Linked DNA regions of Mus musculus: region 1 is linked to region 2. A link is a contact called in ENCODE Hi-C or POLR2A ChIA-PET data. All regions are on one chromosome and are shown on one strand. The core of a region is the stretch at or near the end of the contact, and the rest is flanking DNA. Distances in the headings are between cores, read along the strand shown.

The links. Hi-C counts contacts between places; a loop is a spot of excess contacts on that map. ChIA-PET counts read pairs that join two places held with the same protein, here RNA polymerase II (POLR2A).
Region 1: a loop to region 2 is called in a map of heart, with 3 times the contacts of the local background. The contact joins two enhancer-like sites. A Hi-C loop is called at or near these places in 6 of 37 maps with a recorded cell type or tissue (gastrocnemius, heart and regulatory T cell). POLR2A ChIA-PET finds 5 or more read pairs at or near these places in 3 of 5 experiments (Patski and embryonic stem cell).

What each region holds. Positions count from the first base shown.
Region 1 is chr10:42,250,077-42,255,928 of GRCm38, forward strand. The region is part of intron 2 of Foxo3 (forkhead box O3); the gene reads right to left. The region is part of intron 1 of Gm38485 (a long non-coding RNA gene); the gene reads right to left. Among named protein-coding and RNA genes, the nearest start is that of Gm38485, 22 kb to the right of the region's middle. Within about 2 kb of position 1,350, at least 3 of the 3 ENCODE cell types and tissues checked have a DNase peak (open chromatin) inside an H3K27ac peak, as active enhancers do; they include heart, where a contact is called at or near this core.
Region 2 is chr10:42,203,175-42,208,879 of GRCm38, forward strand. The region is part of intron 2 of Foxo3 (forkhead box O3); the gene reads right to left. Among named protein-coding and RNA genes, the nearest start is that of Gm38485, 69 kb to the right of the region's middle. Within about 2 kb of position 2,062, at least 2 of the 3 ENCODE cell types and tissues checked have a DNase peak (open chromatin) inside an H3K27ac peak, as active enhancers do; they include heart, where a contact is called at or near this core.

The DNA.
Region 1 (5,852 bases), core at 100-2,599, 46 kb after region 2:
AGAAGTCCTGTTTAGCAAAGAAAATGAACAGCCATGTAAAGATTGTTTAACTGCCATATCATGCAAGACCTCAGAGATCTCCAGTGGAGAAAGATAAGCCACAAGCCTCACATGACACTTATGTTTTAGGATGGCTGCCTGTCTACACTGGCACTCAAAGGGAAACGGACCACCTTTAACTTAATGTCACTCTTCCTTTTCTCCTCCAAACATTCTTTATGATCAGTGCTATTTTATTTATAATTATTTCAACAATACTAAAATAATAAATTTCATTTGAAAGAGCCCTAACAGCTGTAAACATGAGCCCCAGCTCCACTGAGGTTTGTAAATAACACAATCTAGTACTCCAGGCTCCATCTTCATTCCCAACGCCCACAGCCCCAAGCACAGCAAGCCAGCCTTCCTTCTAACGGTTAAGGGGGGGGGGGGGGGTTGTGGTATCTTCTGATCCCGACCACTCTGCTCCCAAGGCATCCCGCCATTCTTGAGCCCACTGCAGCTTCTCTGTCCAAACGGAAGGCTGAGCTAGAACGAGTTCCAAGGTTCCCAGCAGTGTGAACACTGCAACGCCACACTCATAAATGAGCCACAAGTTCCAATACCAAACGGGGAAAAGTTGGAGGGTTTCTGATCCAAAACAGATTCTGTGAGCAACACATCCGACAAAGTATGTCTCAATTCCTCATTCATGACTCCTGGTTGCTGCATCCTCTAAATAAATGCATTTCTTTTCTTTCCCCAAGTGTGATTATTATTCCTCTAAAGAGAATTTAAATTAAATCCTGATAGTGAATCCCTGTCTTCGTAGTAACTTTATGTACCTATGTGCCCATGCTGTATGCACACTAATAGTTAAGGCTTACAGTACCATACGGAACATGATGAAGTATGAAACTCATAATGCCAGTAACACAACAGAGGATGAAAGGTTAAAAAAACAAAACAAAACAAAACAAAAACTCCTGCTTGCTTTTGCAGTATTATCCTGACAACAGCCAATGCTTTTGTTTTAATCATGAAACTACAAAAGAATCATTTGGAAACTCACTCGCACCAGCAACAGGGAGGCTCTGCCTCAGACCCGGGGAAGTCAACACTGCGCATAGGGAAAGCCCTGCTTTCCAAAAGCCCACACTACGGAGCAGCAAGCCCTGCCTGATGTAATGGCAGCTGCAGCTGAGGTTCCAGCCTAGACCAGAGGCAGAGAGAAGCTTGCAAGCCTGGACTAGAATCCTGCAGAGTGCACTCTAAGAGTAAAGGCCTGCCTGAGGGACGGTGCGCTTTCCAAGACAGGCGGGAACCAAGGCCTGAGAGGCTGGCAGGAGTGTTTGTGCAAGCACACAGTCCTTCTTAGAACTGAATGTCCCCAGCACTTGGAAAGGAAGTAAACAAAGATCCAGGTCATGCCTGTGTCTGCGGAGCCCGGGGCAGCCAGAGCCTGGCCTGGCAGAGACTCCAGAACCCCTGGATTGCGAGCTTACATCACCAGGCTCTTAACTGTGGGCTGCCTGTGACCAAGAAAAATTACAAAAAGTACAGCCTATATTTCTCTCTGCCATTTAGCTGGCTTAAAAACAAAACAAAACAAAACAAACAAACAAACAAACAAAAAATAAACCAATCCTTTTCTGAAATAAAACGGGATCAGAGGAAAGAGCTTCTTGTGGACCAGGCCACAGTGGACTCCCGAAAGCCATCCATTTCTCCTCAGATCAGATTTATGGTGAACCCCTCCTACCCTCTCAAACTCAAAGCAGACCCAAGGAAAGGCTCAGAGGAAAGTCCTTGAAGAACATGCATTGCACACATGCTGCTGTAAAGCCCACAGCAATCTGGTCACATTATAAACATTCAGGGACCGAGTGAGGCACCTTCATCGCAGTCCAGCAAAAGCATTAAGCTCTCCTTTATTCTTCTCTACATCTAAGTCAGGAGACACGACAGTGAGCAGGGGGGTAGCCAGTCTGTTTACCTTCCTCCCCCAGCACACCAGAAGGCCCCCCCGCTAAGCCACACACACACACACACACACACACACACACACACACCCTGACCCTGAGGCCCTGGTGTCAAGGCAAGGCCGAGCCAAGCTACTTTGGTGAACGTACAGCCTACTGTTCCTGGTCAGCAGGGCACTGCAGCAGTGTGCTCTGTGGCCCTTTTTACAGTTGAAGCTCCATCTTAGCCCCTGCTTTTTCTTTCTTAAAACTGGGGACTGTAAAAGCAGCAGAACTGACGAGAGAGAGGGAAGAAGGCATGTCTACACATTGGCACATGTGTGGTTTTATATAACAAATGCACGCCTGTAAAGCTATCCACACACAACTGAATGTCTGGAATAGTAAAATAACCCATTCGTTAAAAATTATAAAATGTAGCAGCTCATTAAAGATAGTTAACTGTTCAACAACCTCAATTTATCTTTTTTTAAATCTTAATTTTTTTAATATAATTTAATGGGAAAAAAAAAAAAACCAATCCAGTCAACGCAATCCAATCAACAAACTAGCAAAAGGAACAAGCCAAGCGCTGAGAAATTCACAAAATGAATTTTTTTCTTTCTTTGAAATCAAGTCTCACCCTATAGCCCAGACTGACTGGAAATTGACTTATGTAGCCTAAGCTGACTTAGAACTCAGAAAACTTCTGCCTCAATCCCCTGAGTGCTGGGTAAGAGACATGAGCCACCACATAGGCTATAAAATGAGTATTAATAATTTAAAATAACTTGCTTTAAAGGACATATTCTATTTGCCTTTATTGAATTTATCAGTTTAAAAACAACACAATGCATTATTAAATGGGGTCGTGGCAATGCAATGGATGAGCAGACTGGTAGAATTTAGGGCCTTTCTCTCTGTTAATGTAGCTTAAAAATCTTAAATTATGAGATACTCCTCTGCCTCACTGTAAACAGCAGATATTAGATATTAGGAAGGACAGCTATCCAGAGGAAATGCTACCTGATACCACGCTCACCTAGCCCTATATCTGACTTCCCTCCGTGAGCAGCCTGGGACCCCTCTTGCCCAGACCCTCCTGCCATCTAGAGTCCCTTCCTGCCCTATATAAGCAGGAAGATCATGGAGTGCAGGGTAGACACTGGACCTATAGTCAAATACCACTTACAAGCCAGGGGTGTCTGGCCAAGGACCCACCAAACACCAACCAATTCAAGCACAGACAAGACCCAGCTCCCGGCCTCACTTTCTTCACTATTCAACCAAAGAGCATACACGGACCGTCTGAGGCCTCTGGCACAGATGTAGCAGGACTGTCTTGTCTGGCCTCAGTGGGAGAAGATGTGCCTAATCCTGTAGAGACTCCATGCCTCAGGGAGGGGAATGTGGGGGTCAGGGAGTGGGGGGGGCACCCTCTCAGAGGGAAAGGGGAGGAAGTATGTGGATAAGAACTCTGTGAGGGGGGACTGGGAGAGGGGAGAAGGATTTGGAATGTATCAGTTTAATTAATAATAAAAAGAACTGCCGGAGAAAAAGTTAACTACTGGGTTCCAGGGTTATTGAAAGGATAGTGCTCAATATCAAGAAATGAATCGAACCCACACCAGCTCCTGGGCCATTTTCTGGATGCCTCCTACATCATGGTCTTGTCACCTACTGTGGCCCTACTGAGTGCCGGTGCCGGTGCTGAGTGCCACCACACCCCAGTCACCCCAGCTTCCCCCTCAGCAAGCATTAGTCTTCTCCCCAACTCTCCTAGTTCCTGTCTGCCCACCCATTAGCAGGCTCCTCCCTGACCCATACTGCTTCCCAGCTAAGACTCAGGCACTGACGTCTGAATCCATACACACCCAATCAAACTCCCAGGATGCCAGAAAAGGAATTATAAAGCAAGTACGGAAACCACAGAAGAATGCTCAAATGGACTGGATCGCTACCTTAGACAATCAAATTCCCAAAATGAGGACTGCATCTCTTACATCAGTGTTTTCCTTAAGATGTATTAAGAGAAAACCTGCCACATTGCTGCTGGGAAACCGCTGTCACTCAGAGGCAGTTCAAAGGTCAAAGCAGATCTGTCTGTCCTGACCAAGTTAACCCGACTCCAGCATCTCTTCAAGACTATACAGCCCTTGGCTCTTCAGCTCCATCACTCAGCAGCAAACCTTTCTCCAAGTTGCCATGGTATAAGGCAGCGGCAGCAGCAAATTAAGTTTGAAATCGACACCACCTTGGTGGGAAAGGGCTCTTTGCTTTCCATAGGATGAACCCACACAGGAATGGCAGATCTCTTCAACATTTGTGGCAAGCTGCTAAGAAAATGGGGAGGGGATGAGATGAAACCAAACATCTGTTCCCCCATCTTTCCGACACACACCCTGGAAGGACACCTGAGGGCAGGAGCCACACACAGGAAAGGCACTGAAGCCAGGGCTAACACATCCCCTCTCTGCAGAAGCCTCTGGAGTTTAGATGATACTGAGTCCAACGTGTATTTAAAGTGGTTTGGACTTTCATCCTACTAAAACCAGAGAGGAGGCTGCAGGCTAACAGAATAACAATGATAGCCTCTTAATGTGCCCTGAATAGCCTCTAAGCCTCTATCTAATGGGAGGCAGAAAGACATCTGTGAATGGAGAAATGCATGGGGCACACCTTGAGAGGCTCCTGACTGTCTCAGGAAAAGCAGCTAGCCTCTCTCTGCTGAAGTGCTGGGGGGTTGGGGAATGGCATACAGTCTCTTGCAGAGTCATGACCCCACTCCACCTGAGTTCTAAACAGCTCTGTGTACATGCGCACAGGTCAAGCGGCGTGAAACCCCTGCACTGGGTTATTTTGAGACCTCTGAGGCTTTGGGTTGTAAGGGTTTTCAGCAGAATGCAAACCCTGACTGGGAAACCCGCAGTCCAGAATCTGGGACAGTAAGCCAGCCAAGATTCTCCAAGGTTTGGATATTCTGGCAAAGACAACTGCCAAACAAGAACCACAACAGAGATCAGGGACCCAAGCTTCTTATGTCAAATAGGTCTGGCTTAGGGACTCCATACAGGAATGTGCTTCAAGATTTGTGCCTTCTGCCTCTCATTAGAGGGCTTCTGTGGTTGGCCAGGGTTCTTTGGGAAAGTTATCGTTATTCTTCTACTAGTCTACGACCTCTTAGGTTCTAGTCAGATGGAAATCTAAACCATTCTACACATACACTTTACTTGGGACCATCCGACATTGGCTCTGTATCCTGATATATACAAGTTTCCAGACAGTCAGACTACAGGTGACACTCCTCACATACTACCAAGTGCCCGGGGCTGTGATACACCTTCTTGATTTACCTGGTAGACCATCTGTTAGGATGAGCCAGGTTAGCTCGTGTAAGAAAGAACACGCAGTATTCGTTCATGGTTATACAAACAAATAACAGAGCCAAAACGAGGGGAGAGCACCACCAGATCCCAGGACCCCAGTTACCGAAAAAGTTCTGTGCTCTGCTGCTTTTCCTTCAGAGTTGTGAAGGCTCAGGGAAGTTCTTGGTTACTGTAACACTCTGACCAACAAAAGAAAAACACTACAGTGTGTTGTTGGAAATCTTAATATCAGAAGAGAAAACAACGAAGGCGTTGAGGCACGGCACAGTGGAAAAATCACAACTGCCCCTCTTTCCATCCAGAGTGAGTAAGAGCAGTCCCCCCAAAAAACACTGTGCTCAGACTGGCCATTTACCAGACTACACCGGTCAGAATGCTCAGGAAGCTAAGGCAGGTGAAAGATCTCTGTGAGTTTAAGGCTAGCCTAGTCTACATGTAGTGAGTTCCAGACCACTCAGGGGTACATAGTGAAAGTCTGGATTTAAATAAATAAACGCATAAATGTATACACACACACACACACACG
Region 2 (5,705 bases), core at 812-3,311:
CGAGGAGGCTATGATGTGCGGCACGCAATGCTCCCTAGCCGAGTGCCAAGCACAAGTCTCAACAGCAGATCTCATAGTCAGACATCTCGGACCCTAGCTTACTGTTTTCTGAGCATCGTGTGCTTTTGAGTCAAAAGGTGAGAGGGCGGTGCCTTCCAAGAAAGGATCACAAACTTGTAAAAGTTTTTTAGGGTGCAGTGCCAGAAACTAGACACTTGTTAGCGGCTGCTCACTGCATCTGCCTCAGCTCCTGCATCTACCTCAGCTCCTTCCAAGCCATGTTTACCTTGTGGAAACTCTGCTAACCCAGACACCAGCTGCGCATGCTTTCCCTGGAACACAGAGAGGGTTTGTCTGGAAGCAACATGTGGTTCCAATTTATCTTTCCCAGCAACAGCAAGGAGAAATCTACCCACTTTAAAAATAAAAAGGTTGTGCAATTTAACTCTTAAAAGCCCTGTTTTTTTTTTTTTTTGTTTTTGTTTTTGTTTTTTTGCAAAGACAATTCTAATTCCTCCTCCCCCTCCCCCTCCCCCTCTTTTTTATTTTCTGGGCTGTCTAGAGAGAGAGAGACCAAATGTGTAATGGCTGTCAACATATGAGCCCGTCACTGCCCACTAGACTCGGGAGACACTGCAGATGGCTCGTCTCCAGCAGTCTTCATCCGCCTCTCATGCAGAACCCATGTTTTAAGTTTGCCTCAGCGTTTGATGCGAGGGCACTGGCTATTTAGAACGAAGCTGTTCGATGCCTGGATTCTACTATTTGCTCCTGGTGACCTACGGGTGGCAATGGCTGCGTGGACAGCTCTGAGGCCGCAGAGGCTGACATGCCACATACAGAGGCAGCTACAGGAAACGCTGGCTGGGCGGACAGGGCCTGTCAAAGGTTTCAGTCGAGACTCCAGGTTTCTACTCGTTAGTAATTCTGCAGTCTGGCTGCCTGTTTGAGACTCCCAGGGTAGACTTTCCTCCCCCATGTCCCTTCCCAGAGGTCTGATTCAATACCTGTGCTGAGGCCTAGGTATTTTACTTTTTAAATTTTTTTGTTTTTTCAAGACAGGGTTTCTCTGTGTACCCCTGGCTGTCCTGGAACTCACTGTGTAGATCAGGCTGGCCTTGAACTCAGAGATACCTGCCTCTGCCTCCAGGGTACCACCATGGCCCAGTTGGGGCCTGGGTATTCTGAAGTCCCCCCAGTTATGCTAATGAGTAGTCATGATGAAACCCACTGAAGTCCCCTCCCCCTAGAGCATCCCACTCACGGATTCCCAGTGCCTCAGGTCTGGTAGCAGCCCAGTGACATCACTGGAGTCCAAGACTTAGACTCACCCTGTCACTGTCCCCTTTAGCTGGCTCTGCCCTCACCTGCATTCATCTCCAGACTCTATCTCCTCTGGACTAACCACCATGATGAATGAAAACAAAGACGAGTGTCAGAGCCTAACCCTGGCCTGGAAATTGAAAAACATTTTTTTCATATGGACTATCTATAGTGGCCAAAAAATAAACCTTTCAGCTGGATAAAAATGTAAATAACCCTTCATCAGAAGGACTGTGCAATCAACTCTGACGTGGAAGACAAGTTAGTCTCTTTCTAGCCTTACCCTTGTCTACAGTCTTAAAAGTTTAAACCATTAAAGGGCCTTAAAAAACAACGATGTTCTAAAATAAATGTTGTTGAGAACTTGGCAGAGGGATTGTATTTCCAGCTAGAAACAAGACTTCCCGCTAAATTTGCTGACAGTAATTCTCTACCCACAGATGTCCTCTGGAAGCATGTTCTACGTTGTCATGCAGACAGCCAGTGATAGCAGGATTAGAGCAGTGCTCCGATGAGCGGAGCCAGGATTGCTCTCCCCCTCGCCTGTCTTAGGTAGAGCTGGCCGGAGAAGCGGCCGAGGAGACAATCCTCGCAGGGAGGCAAAGTCTCCTTAGTGTGGAGGCAGCCAGCATGCTGCCGCACGCCGTGCTGTGGGCTTTCTAGCGTGGACTTTATTTTAATACAAGAGTGATAATATACATTGGTTTTTCACCGAGCTGTCCCACAGCTGCTTCTGCTCTTGGAGGGCAAGAGGGAACATTCCATTCCTTCCAGCCAAGCTTGCACTTGCGGCACACACAGATCCCTGGCAGCCTCGCACCTCTGCCCACACCCACGGCTTGCCGCCCAGCCCTCTTCCTCCCCTGCTCCCCAAGGCCTCACACTTCCCACTCCACAGTCCGGGCCCCAGACCAAGGAAACAGCCACAGGTACCCAGTTCACATGTCTCCTCCACAGAGCAGGTTAGACCACAGCTTTTAGCCAACTCTGCTCTTCAATGTATTCTTCCCTGAGGTTTTCAAATTGTTTCCCTCTCTCATGAGAGACTTGATAAATACATGCTGCTGAAATTCCCTTTAAAACCATGGTTATCTAGCCAGATAAAATCGATGTATTAGAGAGTTCAAAGCCAAGGGATCCCAAAACAGTCTTGAAATTTATTTTTGCAGTGTTTAACAACATAATTTTTATCAACCCAAACTTTACCTGAGATTTTAAAAAAAAGCTACATCTTTTTCCAGTTTGGAAACATACTATGTATAGAAATGGATGAAAAATGGACATTAGAAACTCACATCTAGAACTCAGGGACACAGCAGAAGGTTTAGAGTCACTTTAGTGACATTAGACACTTGGTACAATGCAGGGGAATACGGCACTGGGAAACGGCAGCCATATTTACAGTGCAAGAAAACGGGGATGAGACTGTAAGGCCGGACTTGGATTCAGTCAGTTAGTAAGTGGTAACAGGGCTGAGGTGAACATACCATCTCCTGGCCTTGAGGCATAAAGGTGATGTCACCCAGAAACAATATCAGCACAGTGGTATACTGAAGGAAGAGAGTACAGGATATACAAGACAAAGACACAATCCATCTATCTTACCCATCTATCTACTCACCTACCCAACCCTCCCTCCCTCCCTCCAGCCACCCACCTATCCATCCTATCCATCCATCCATCCATCTTATCCATCCATTCTATCCATCCATCCACCCACCCACCAACCCTGTATGGAACCTGGTTTACAGTGAGTACTCAGAATGCTGTCATCTAATCACTGGCTCTGTGGGAAGGGTGCAGAAGCCACAGGACTGGTCTGAGCTGCACTTTTAAGGTGAGTGAGCTGTGAGAGGGAGGTGAGGGCCTCACGAGTGCTGTGCTGTGCAGTAAGCGCCCACTGGGTAAGTCTGGAATGGCACTGAGGTTGCTTGCGAGTTCTCGGTCTCATCCAGGGTATTAGGAGATAGCACATGCTGACGCAGACGGAAGGTTCTAGTAGAGGGATGGGGAGACCAACAAATTGACAGGGCATAGACCAGCCAGTCGGTGGTGCAAGGCCTGGTAGATGCAGCTGAGATCTAGCTGAGATAGAGCTTCCTTTTAGTTCATCTTGCAAGGCTATGGGGCCTTCACTACTTAGAGACTCACTCGAAATCACAAGTAACAAACCTTGGCGCCAAGCAAGTGCACACGAAGGGAAACTCACAGCAGTGTGTATTTTACTGCAATCTGAAGGAAGAACATGTGCTCACTGCCTGCCAGGAGTCCCTGACACATCTCATCTTATTTTCTTTTCCCCACAAGCAGGAAGCTGAGAGAGAAGAAAGTTTAAGAGTGTGTCCGGTGAGCCTTGGTGCTGCGAATCCAGCCTGTTGGCTAACTCCAAAGTTCTTCTACCATGTGTTTTCCCAATTACCAAACCCACTGAGGAGAGAGGCTGCACCAACAGGGACCAAAGGGCTTGAGCTACAAACACTTCCCGTATATGGTAGCTTCTGTGCCGAGGGAAACTAGCCACTGACTGAGTCCAAGCAGTATTACCTGGCTGTCCGTGGGAGGTCTAAAATCAGGTCCTCGAAGAGCTGGTATGGTACCACAGATCCTCATGCCAGACACATCGGGCAAATGTCTCCAAGTACCCTGGACTGCTAGGACGAGGCTTAATCTGAAACAGGGACCTCACTTTATACTATTTAAAACATCTAATTAGCCTATTATTAAGCCAGAGAGAAAGATTAGCCTGCTTCAAAATTACGTGAATCTTAAAATATGATGTCTTCTGCCTGCAAGTGAGAACAGGCAGGGTGCTCTGCTTAAGCTCAATCAGAACCTCCAGGAGAAACTGCATTAGTGTTGCAAACGTGGCTGCTCCTCTTCTGGCATCAAAGCAGCAGAAACCACTGAAGGGATGGGCGTGGGGGTGCTGGGTAGTGGGTTCAACCTGACATGACAGCCCACAGCTCAAATCCAGGAAGCCAGATTCCTGCTCCGGCTAACACTCGCTCCCTTCCTGTGAACTCTGCCGGCTTGAGCTCCACACAGACACAACTGTCTTCAGCTCAACTGGATGGCACAACTCAAAAAACCTGTTCTCCGATATCTTGTTATTTCAGAAGTGATGTGCTTTTGGGGAGCCCTGGAGTATATGCCAACCTGTGGGTACAATCAGCTACACTCTCGGGAAAGGCAGGGAGGGAGCAGGCAGCACTCTGTGTTAATTATTCCAACACCGTGAGTCAAGGTCAAAGAAGCCGTGGACAGGGACCAATGCCACGTACCCAACGCTGGCAACTACAAAGCAACTGATGAATGTCCCTTCATAGAAACAAGGAGTCCAACACCGCCAGCTCTGCAGTGACTCAGGCCAACAGCGTCCCAGTCTCCACACACCACGGAAGCTCAGCTAACGTGGAGCCTCTGGGGAGCCGCCTTCCACACTACAACCTCACCTGTATGTGCAGCTCGCTACCCCACATTGCAGTCTCGCCAGCATGTGTGGCTGCTCCATGCCAACTCTACCCTCACCACTGTGTGCAGCTCCTCACCACACATCATAACCTTACTGCATCTTCAGTGTTTCACTATTCTGGTTTTACAGGATTTTTTTTTTTTTCTCATTCAAAACCACAGGATGCAAAAGCAGCCTAATGACTTTGCTGAACATTCAAATGAATCAACCAATGAGTCCAGGACACTGCTAGGTACCAATTACACAGACAGATGACCACCAGACATCTCCAAAATCTACATAAAAAAATCTCCAATGAATAGACTAACCAGCTACACACTGGCATTTCATCTTCTGAAAGAGTTTCCACTGGGTCACTCATTTAAACTTAATCTAGACTGTGTAATATCAGACTGTTCCCTGGGCTACGGTGAGCTAAGGAGGCCGAGCATGCATTGCATAAACCAGCCCCTCTAAAGACTGCATACTACAGGAGGGCGCTGTCTTAGTACTGATACACGCTGGGTGTTAATCTATTTCACGGATTGCAGGGTAAACGGGAAGCGCCTAATAAAGAACACGGGCGGCAGTGTACTATCTGTCGCCCAAAGAGGGACCAGAAGAGTTGTAAGAGAACCTATCCAAGGGAAACACGATCCTGCACACCCTTCTCTAGAATCTGAGTAGAGTTCTAATCGCTCATCAAGTAATAAATGTCTCTTTGGGACAGATGAAGTCCTTTACAGAAAACCACAACCAATTAAAATGCAGTTGTGAAGCCTAGGCCTAACTGATGCATCTACAACACTACTCTGTCACTCAGGCTCAGGGGTCATTAAAGAGGGGGAGGGAAGACTGTGTGTCAGAAGAACTGGGAGTTAGATGTGAAACTGTCTCCTAGAAATGTCATAAGCAACCCCCATGACGTCTC